Regions from separate parts of the Mus musculus genome. Here region 1 is linked to region 2. Evidence: chromatin contacts called from ENCODE POLR2A ChIA-PET data. All regions are on one chromosome and are shown on one strand. Each heading gives the region's core, a stretch centred on a gene start or an enhancer-like site at or near the end of the contact. The rest is flanking DNA. Distances are from core to core; before and after follow the strand shown. Region 1 holds the start of E2f1 (E2F transcription factor 1). Region 2 holds the start of Cbfa2t2 (CBFA2/RUNX1 translocation partner 2).

Region 1 (4,392 bases), core at 412-2,911, 130 kb after region 2:
AAAGGCCTTTAACAGCCAGGAAATCCCGCTCAGTCACTGAATGCTTAAGAAGTTCTATCAGTTGTGGGCCTCAGCCTCATCTATGAAAGGATGACAAAGTGTACGGCTGCCCACAAGGTTAAGTGAGTAAAGTGCTTAGCACAGAGCCTGGCACACAAAACATCCTCAAAACAATGGTGGTTGCTATTGTTATTATTATTAGCATCTTGGTGATTCCGGAAGGAAGGCAGCACTGGGCGCTGTGCCAAGGGGAGTAAGGGGCCTACTCTAAGATGCCTCAGGGACCAGCTGCCACCCACACCCCCATCAGGAGTTGAACAGCTTCTTCTCTGATACTGGGCCTTGCCCTCGCCCCTCCTGTCCACTCCACCCCTACAATGAAGATAGTGGCCCACTCACGGAGCTGGCCCCTGCTTAGATCCAAGTTCCACTCTCCTCGTACCCAGCTGCCTTTTCTAGGCCCCCTGCCTAAAGTGGTCTTGAGCTACTTGCTTAGAATCAGGAAGAGACTTTTATCCAGGGATCTCCCTCCCACGTCTTCTCTCTCCAGGAACTGGAGGCCCCTTCTCAGGGGCCCAGCCCACCCAGTCTTCCAGAGGCTCAGAGGTCTGTCCGCCTGATTAATAAAGTTCCATGGCAACCAGGAGCTGGAAGGGTGGCAGATGGAAGAACAGGCAAAGGAAGGGTTGCAGCAGCTGGCCCAGCACCCCGCCCCTGCAGAGAAGGCCTCCCAATCAAGAGGCCTATCCCCAGAGGCCTGGAAGGCCAGGCCTGCACCTGGCAGAGCTACTAAGGAGGATCTCCCGAAGATGTCTCTAACAGTCACCCTCTCTCACCTCCAACAAGCAACTGTGCGCACTCCCTAGCCATAGGTTCTGCAGCAAGCCAGCAGACATCAGTTCAAATATCAGCCCCACCATCTGCAGCTGCGTGAAGCACTTCCCCATCTCTGGGCCTCAGTTCCTCCCTCTGGCAGATGGGCACGTGACAACACCCAGCTCACACCAGAATTGGGAATTTGGTGCCAAAGCCTGAGCGTGCACTAAGCAAGCACCAGCTGGATACACGTGAGACACAATCATTAATGGTTCCGACGCTCCGGTGAAGACGCCGAGGCCCGGAGCGAGGCTCAGCAAACAGACAGGCAAGGCAGTCAGTCAATGCGCGCCCCGGGGCGGAGCCCCGAGGCCCAGCCCAGGCTCCGCGCCGCCCAGCGCAGCAGCCCGTCCCCTCCCCCGCCCGCGCCTAGGGTCCGTACCGGCGGGCGGCCGAGAGCCGGGCGCGGTGCACTAGGCGCGGGTCGGGGCGCCTGCGGCGTGGCGAAGAGCAGCACGTCAGAATCGCGAGGGCCAGTGGGCGGCGCGGCGGGGAGCTGCGGGGCGCCGACATCGGGCGCGGTGGAGATGATGACGATCTGCGAGGAGTCGAGCAGCCGCAACGCGCCCGCCCCGAGCAGGGCCTCCAGCGCTGGCGCGTGCTGGCCGCCCGCGGGGGCTACGGCCATGGCGCTCACGGCCCGCGTGGCCCGGGAGGCAGGCGGCGGCGGCGGCGCGGGCCCATGACTGGCAGGCCGCGGCGAGGGCTCGATCCCGCTCCGCCCCGGCCGCCGCTGCCTGCAAAGTCCGGGCCACTTTTACGCGCCAAATCCTTTTTGCCGCGAAAGAGCCACGCGCCGCCGAACGCCTCCTCCATTGGCCGGGGCGGCTGTGACGACGGAGGCTCCGATGGCGAGCATTGGTTGCGGCGTGCGGGGCAGGAGACGGAGGGTGGGACCAGGGGCGGGGTGGCCAATCCCGGGGCGGGGCGCGCGCAGGCTTTGTCCGGGCGGTGCCGGGCGCCTTCTCCCCTCTGCCTCTCGCCGTGCCCTGCAGGAGGCGTGGGCAATGGGCCCCGCCCCTTCACCGCCCACTCGATGGGTGGCGGGTCTGGCGAAGCGAACAAACTTCGTACTCGGTTCTGCACGTCCCGCAGTCTCCACATGACCCCCTAAACTCTCAACCTGTGGTCTCCACCCCCTCAGTTTACAGCCCAGAGACTGCCTCTTCAGGCTCACCTCCAAAGCTCGCTTCAGCCACATCTCCGGTCTTAAGATCCATTTATTCCATTAGTTCACATCATGCTTTCTTCCCTATCCTGTCACCCAGAAGCCAAGCCCAAGAGGGGAGCCAGGAAATGAGTAAGGGATGTGTGGCTTTGATCTCAGTGTCTTTTTACTGAAATTTCTTTCGTAGCCAGAGCCCAGTTAGCGTTCATTCATTTGGTCACTCCACAATGGCGCCTGCCTTTAATCCCAGCACTTGGGAGGCAGAGGCAGGCGGATCTTCCCAGTTCAGGTCATCCAGAACTACACAGTGAGACCCTGATCTCAAAAAAAAAAAAACGCCTGAGAGCGTTCACTGTCCCATCCTCAGTCCAGACCTTGACTCATGACTTAGTGAAAAGGAAAAAAAGGAAACACAGAAGCAGCAGATGTTTGCAATGTGAAGAGATTGGTCCATTAAAGTATCTCCTCTCATAGGGAGGTGCAGGGGCGAGGAGGGTGCGTATGGTGGTGCCTTTAATCCAGAGGTCCTCCATCAGCATTTCTGATTGCTGGGGTCAGCCCGTCTGATCAGCATTGTGGTCCTCTCTACTAGGCATCTTGCCAATACTGGGAATAGAAACATGAAAGGTTTAACAAGACCCACAAACTTCCTGTCCTTGGGGGTGGGGGAGATGACCACAAGAAGAGAGTAAGTAGCTGACAATATTCAAGTCCCCAGGTCCAGTGTAAGCTACAGGGAGCTCTCAAGCCGGGTTACTTTCTCCATGCTTCATGCTACTTAATCTTGGCCCCAACTCTGACCACATTACTCTGAGCTGGCTTAGCAGGGGCTGCTTCTCAGGCCCTTTCTGGGTATGAGAGAATTGGAGGCTGAGGGCAGAGGTGAGCAAGGACGCAATAAGGGGGCTGTGATGTTCCAGGGCCCAGAAACACCAAGGCACGGGTTAACTTTGAACCACCCCGGTTTGGCCAATTTAGAATCAATCCCCAGCCAGGCCGCCCTCTCCCCTTCTTGTTTTTTTTTTGGTTTGTTTTGATTGGGAGGGGTGGGTTTTTAGTTTGTGTTTAGAGACAGGGTCTCATCTGGCTCTGGTTGCCCTGGAACATCATTAAATCTGCCTGCTCCAGCCTCCAGTGCTGGAGTTGAATGGGTGGGGCCACAATGTCTGGTTTGCTCCGCCCCCCCCCCTTTTTCTTTAAAGCGATAGTATCTTGCTATGTAGTAGCTCAAACTGAATCAATGTTACCTTCCTGCATCCGCCTCCTGAGTGCTAGGGTTACATGTTTGGGCCACTACTTGACCTCCAGTTTAGAATCTTTTTGTCAAGACTGGAAGAGCTTAAGTCCCAGGATGGCCTGGACTATGTATAATACAGCAAGAATAAAAAAATAAATAAACATTTAAACAAAGGAACACAAGGAACACTTATGCCCATCCCAGATAATGTGTTGATCTTTGAAAACAAATTGGTATACCTTTTCAATAAAAATGTGGAGTAGAGCCAAATATTACAATTGCTACAGCTGGGTATGGGGTAACACCTGTAACCCCAGCAGGTAGATACAGGAAGACAGGAGAGTGCTCGGTCATCCTTGGCTATATAGGCAGCCAAGATCCTATAACATGAGATCCTGTTATAAAACAAGCAAGTTGCAGCTCCCAAGGATGCTTTTCAGTTCAGTTTTGTGTAAAAATAAATAAATCAATAAAAAAAGGCACCTAGATCTCGCCTCGGCCGTCTCCAGTTCTCATGAGGATGAAAGCAGAGGGACTAGAAGGTATTCTGCAGACTCTGGTGGTTTGGGAAGCAGCAGGAGTGTTTTTTCTTCCCCTACTCACGAACAGTTTGTGAAATTACTCATTGCAAATCCTGGAATGTGTCAGAACAGGGAAGGACCACAGAGAGCACGTGAGCCTCTCGCTGTACAGATGGGAAAATGAGGCCCATTCAAGGCTGGTGCCTGCAAATTCAGTGACAGGATGTGGCCCACACTAGATCCCCCGACCTCGGTCTGCCTGTGCCCATGAGTGTACTGCCCACTCTTTACAGCACAGTAGAGAAGCTGAAAGCTAACCTTCAGCATAACCAGGCCTGACACTGGCACTGACTGAGGATAGAGAGGTTGGCACATTCTCATACCAGATGTAGAGTTTTCTGTCTCCTGACTTTCCTAAGGGACCCATTAACAACGACGTTCACTTTTGTAAAGCCTTCTGCTACTCAATAGTCATTCAACAAACACTTACTGAGCATCTGTTATCTATCAAGGATCAAGATGGTTGCTGGAAGGGGGAACATAATGCTTTCCCGTTTTATGATGACTAAACTGAGTTTTCCTCGTAGGTT
Region 2 (4,237 bases), core at 1,509-4,008:
CTGGAGCCCCAGAATTTGGGATGCCAAGACATGCGACTTGTTAGGAGTTCCAGGACAGTCTGAGATATAGACTGAGAATCGTAAGGAAAAAAAAAATATTAATAAAATAAAGAACCAAACAAATAGCTCAGAGGTCCAAGCAATTTCTATTTCCTTAGGTCTATTTGAACCTGTAACCTTTGTTTGTTTACAGAGCCAGATATCAAATCTAGGGCATCAGTCCATGTTAGGGGGTTTCTTTTTTTCTTTTGGGAGACAGGACCTGACAGTAGCTCAGTCTGGCCCCATAGTAGCCATCTTTTTGTCTCACGATACACTTGATATATAGAATTCGTTGTCTTTTTAAATTATTTATTTTTATTTTATATGCATTAGTGTTTTGTCCACATGCACATCTGTGTGAGGGTGTCAAATCCCCTGGGACTGGAGTTACAGACAGTGTGAGCTGCCATGTGGGTGCTGAGAATTGAACCCTGGTCCTCTGGAAGAGCAGCCAGTGCCTGTAACCTCTGAGCCATCTCTCCAGCTTCTGTAACTGAATTCTACCCCCACCCCACTTCTTCTCCTTCTTTTTAAATATTTATTTATTTATTTTATATGAGTACACTGCCACTTTCTTCAATTACCCCAGAAGAGGGCATCAGAGCCTATTATAGATGGTTGTGAGTCACCATGTGGTTGCTGGAAATTAAACTGGACCTCTGGTAGAGCAGTTAGTGCTCTTAACCACTGAGCCATCTCTCCAGTCCCCCACAGGCACAGGGTTTCTCTGTGTAGCCCTGGATGTCTTGGAATATGCTCTGTAGACCAGGTTAGTCTTAAAGTCACTGAAAGCTACCTGCCTCTGCCTCCTGTGTGCTGGGATTAAAGATGTGTGCTGTTTTTTGTTTTTGTTTTTGTTTTCTTCTTTTTTCTTTTTTTTTTTTTTTCTGAGACAGGGTTTCTCTGTGTACCCCTGGCTGTCCTGGAACTCACTTTGTAGACCAGGCTGGCCTCGAACTCAGAAATCCACCTGCCTCTGCCTCCCAAGTGGAATTAAAGGTGTGTGCCACCACCGCCCTGCGTGTAGCTGAATTTTTGATCTCTTCCCAAGTGCCACTTTACGGGATTACAGGTGTGTGCCATTTCACCTGGCAATGCCACCGCGGCTCACCCAGTTTGGCCTCTAAATCATCATATAGGGCAACCTTGAACTGATGTCCTGCGTTTACCAACAATGCTGGAAGTACAGGTGTGACCCACCATGCCTGACCTTGTTGTATTGAGACAGTCTCACTATGTGGCCCTGGCTGGCTTTGGGTTGGCAGTTATTTTGCTAGTTTCCCTAGGGTGGGATTACAGGTCTGTGCCACTATGCCAGGCTGGCTTCATTTTAGTTATAGTTCCTGATTTTGAATCTTTGAGAGACAGAATGGCAGAGAACTCATGCTAGGATCAGAGTACTTTCTTGGGTTGCTCGGAGGATTTATGTTTTGAGTTTGCTAACAGAAATAGGTGGACAACCCAGTGGGAGAGACTCTAGCGAATGTGTAGAAAAGGGGAGAAACTGTATTTGGTACTGAGATGGTTAATTGCAGAGTGTATAAAAGCAGCTGTTGAAGACAGGCTAGTGACTCTTGCTTACAATCCCAGCACTTGGGAGGCCACGGGAGGAGGATGTGTGAGAGTTCCAGGCTTTTGTGGCTACACTGTGTGTTCCAGCCCAGCTAGACATACAAAATAGGCCCTTTTCAGAAACAACTTTTTGTGAGGCCTGCTGGTGTTATAGACACAGCTTTGGGAGATAGACTTAGAAGTATAGCTTAAGGTTCAAGGCTAACCTGGTGTAGGTCAGTGAGTTCAGAATAGCCAAATGTACATTATGACATTGTTTCAACAAACCAAAATAAACCTGCACTTAACCAGGCCTGGTAGTTCAGGCCTTTAGTCCCAAGCACTTGGGAGGTAGAGTTAGGTAGATAGATTATCTGTGAGTTCCAGGACAGCTAGAGCTACAAGTGAGACTGTGTCAAAAAACCACCACCAACAACAAAAAAACCCCTGCACATACACGTGCCCCTCCTCACAAACACAGACAAACCCCACAAAGCCCCTTGATCTGATACAGAAATCAGTAATGACAGCTAGTTGTTTTAAACATTTAGATTCCTATAGCCGCAAAAGATGTAGAAATCTGCGAGATAGCTAATTTGGCAAAGATGCTTGCTGTCAAACAAACTTGATGCCCGAAATTTGACCTGCTGGATCCACAGGGTGAAAGGAGAGCCTGCTCCCGACTTGTTCTCTGACATTCACATACATGCGTTGGACTCCCTCAAACATATACACGCACACATATGCAATAAGTCAATGTAAAAACAAATAAGTAAAAGGAGGAAAGAACAATTTTAACACCCAATACAACCGTCAAAGCGTTACAAGGCCTGCACCTGAAACGTCCCTCCCCGAAGCCCCGCCCCGGGACTCCGCCCCCGTTCCTAGGTTGCCGCCCAGGCCACATCCGGAAGTCTGGAGCTCGGAGAAGGGCGGCTCCCTGCGGCCACGCATAGCGCGCGGGAGGCGGGTCGAAGTGCAGGCCGCTCCAGGATAGGACGCAGCCTGGCGCGGAAGGGGCGGGCCAGGTCAGGAGGCGGTGCTTCGCGTGAGCGCCCTCGGGCCCGTCTTCCGCGTGCGTTGGTCTGCGCGCGGGAGCGCGCGGCGGGGGCGTGCCGGGGCTGTCTGGGGGCGGGGCGGCGCGCGGCCTAACGGCGGCGGCGGCAGCGGCGGCGGCGGCGCTGGTGCGGGCGAGTTCGGCGGGTGCAGGTCCCGGCCTGCGCCTGCGGAGGGCTCAGGCAGAGGGTCGAAGCGAGCGGCGCTCGCGACAGACTGCGCTCCGCGATGGTGGGCGTCCCTGGAGCGGCCGCCTTCCAACGTAAGTGGGGCGGGAAGGCGGACGGCTGAGGGGTGTGTGTTGAGGGGCCTGCTGCTCCATAGGCGGGAGGCTTTGCAGAGGCCCCCCGGCGGGAGGCCTGGGCAGGGAAACTGAGGCCGGGATTGGGGCACTGGATCCAAGGTCATGCGGCTCCCCGGCCTTCCGGGGCCCTCGGGGCTATCCCGGCGCTTCCTGTGGGGCTCGCGGCTCCGGGTGCTGAGCAGGACTGTGTGGAGCGGCCTTGGAGCTCAGGCCTGGCGGGCGCCCTATGGACTGTCCGCGAGAGAAGTATTGTTTTGTTTTCGCGGCATCGGGGCTGAAAGTCCGGTCCCGGGAAACACGCCGGAATTGGAGCGACGAGTGGTAGATGTTGGAGGATGCCGGGCTGATATTCCGGAGGGCCCTGTTGAATGTAGGCTCTGGGGTCGGACTGCTTTGGGTTCATGTCCTGGCTCCCTCGCGAGTAGGCTGTGACCTTGGCGCTCCAAAAGTCTCAGTTGCTCGATCTGAAAAATGGGTTGTGAGGAACGTACTCTGAATGCTCTGTAGTAGGGTTTAGTGAATCCAGTAAAATCCCCTGAACACACAGTTGCACATCATACTCAAGTGTGAAAACTCACTATCGTAATCACAGTTTGTTATGTGTGTTCCTCGGAAAAGTCCGAAGTTGGCGTCTGGTTGTGTTTTGTTAGTTTGTTTAATATTGTCTTTGACTAGTCCTACTATGTGACTCAGTTGTGTTTTTATTCTTACCTCCATTTCGCTATCCCATTTACAGACGTTCTTCCTAGAATTGTAAGATCCTTGGAGGAGGGATGGCATCGTTTAATAAGAACAATAAAAATTTAATTGTCATTAAAATAGCAGTAATAGCCAACATTACTTGAGCACCAGGCAATTTGCATTCGATTCATTTAATATTTATTAAATCATCTAAATACAAATTATCACTCTAAGTCCAGAGACTATGGCAACAAACTTGACAGACTAGATTCTGAATTTGAGTTTAAGAGAGGGACTCGTGCTTTGTGGATATTTCTTTGTCTATGCCAGGTGACAGTCTAAAAACAGGTATTTGAGGCACGTTGGAGGCTGAGTTTGAGGTCAGCCTGATCTATACAGGCCAGCCAGGGTTACATTGTGGCACCCTGCCCCAAACAAAACAAAATAACAAAAACAACAACAAAACCCTAAAAATAAAACAAAAAAATGAATAAAAGCTAACATCAGGTGTTGCAGGATGTCCGTTGTGCAAGGATAAAATGAGGCCTCTTGAGAGCTTTTAGCCCCTCCCCTCTTTGCTCTTCAGTTCAGCAGTTATAGCGG

What was found. ChIA-PET counts read pairs that join two places held with the same protein, here RNA polymerase II (POLR2A).
Region 1: POLR2A ChIA-PET joins it to region 2 with 10 read pairs in embryonic stem cell. The contact joins the promoter of E2f1 here to the promoter of Cbfa2t2 in region 2. POLR2A ChIA-PET finds 5 or more read pairs at or near these places in 4 of 5 experiments (Patski and embryonic stem cell).

What each region holds. Positions count from the first base shown.
Region 1 is chr2:154,568,231-154,572,622 of GRCm38, forward strand. E2f1 (E2F transcription factor 1) reads right to left here and starts at 1,662. Exons shown (of 7, transcript NM_007891.5): 1 at 1,259-1,662. The coding sequence starts at 1,504.
Region 2 is chr2:154,433,726-154,437,962 of GRCm38, forward strand. Cbfa2t2 (CBFA2/RUNX1 translocation partner 2) reads left to right here and starts at 2,759. Exons shown (of 11, transcript NM_172860.2): 1 at 2,759-2,911. The coding sequence starts at 2,878.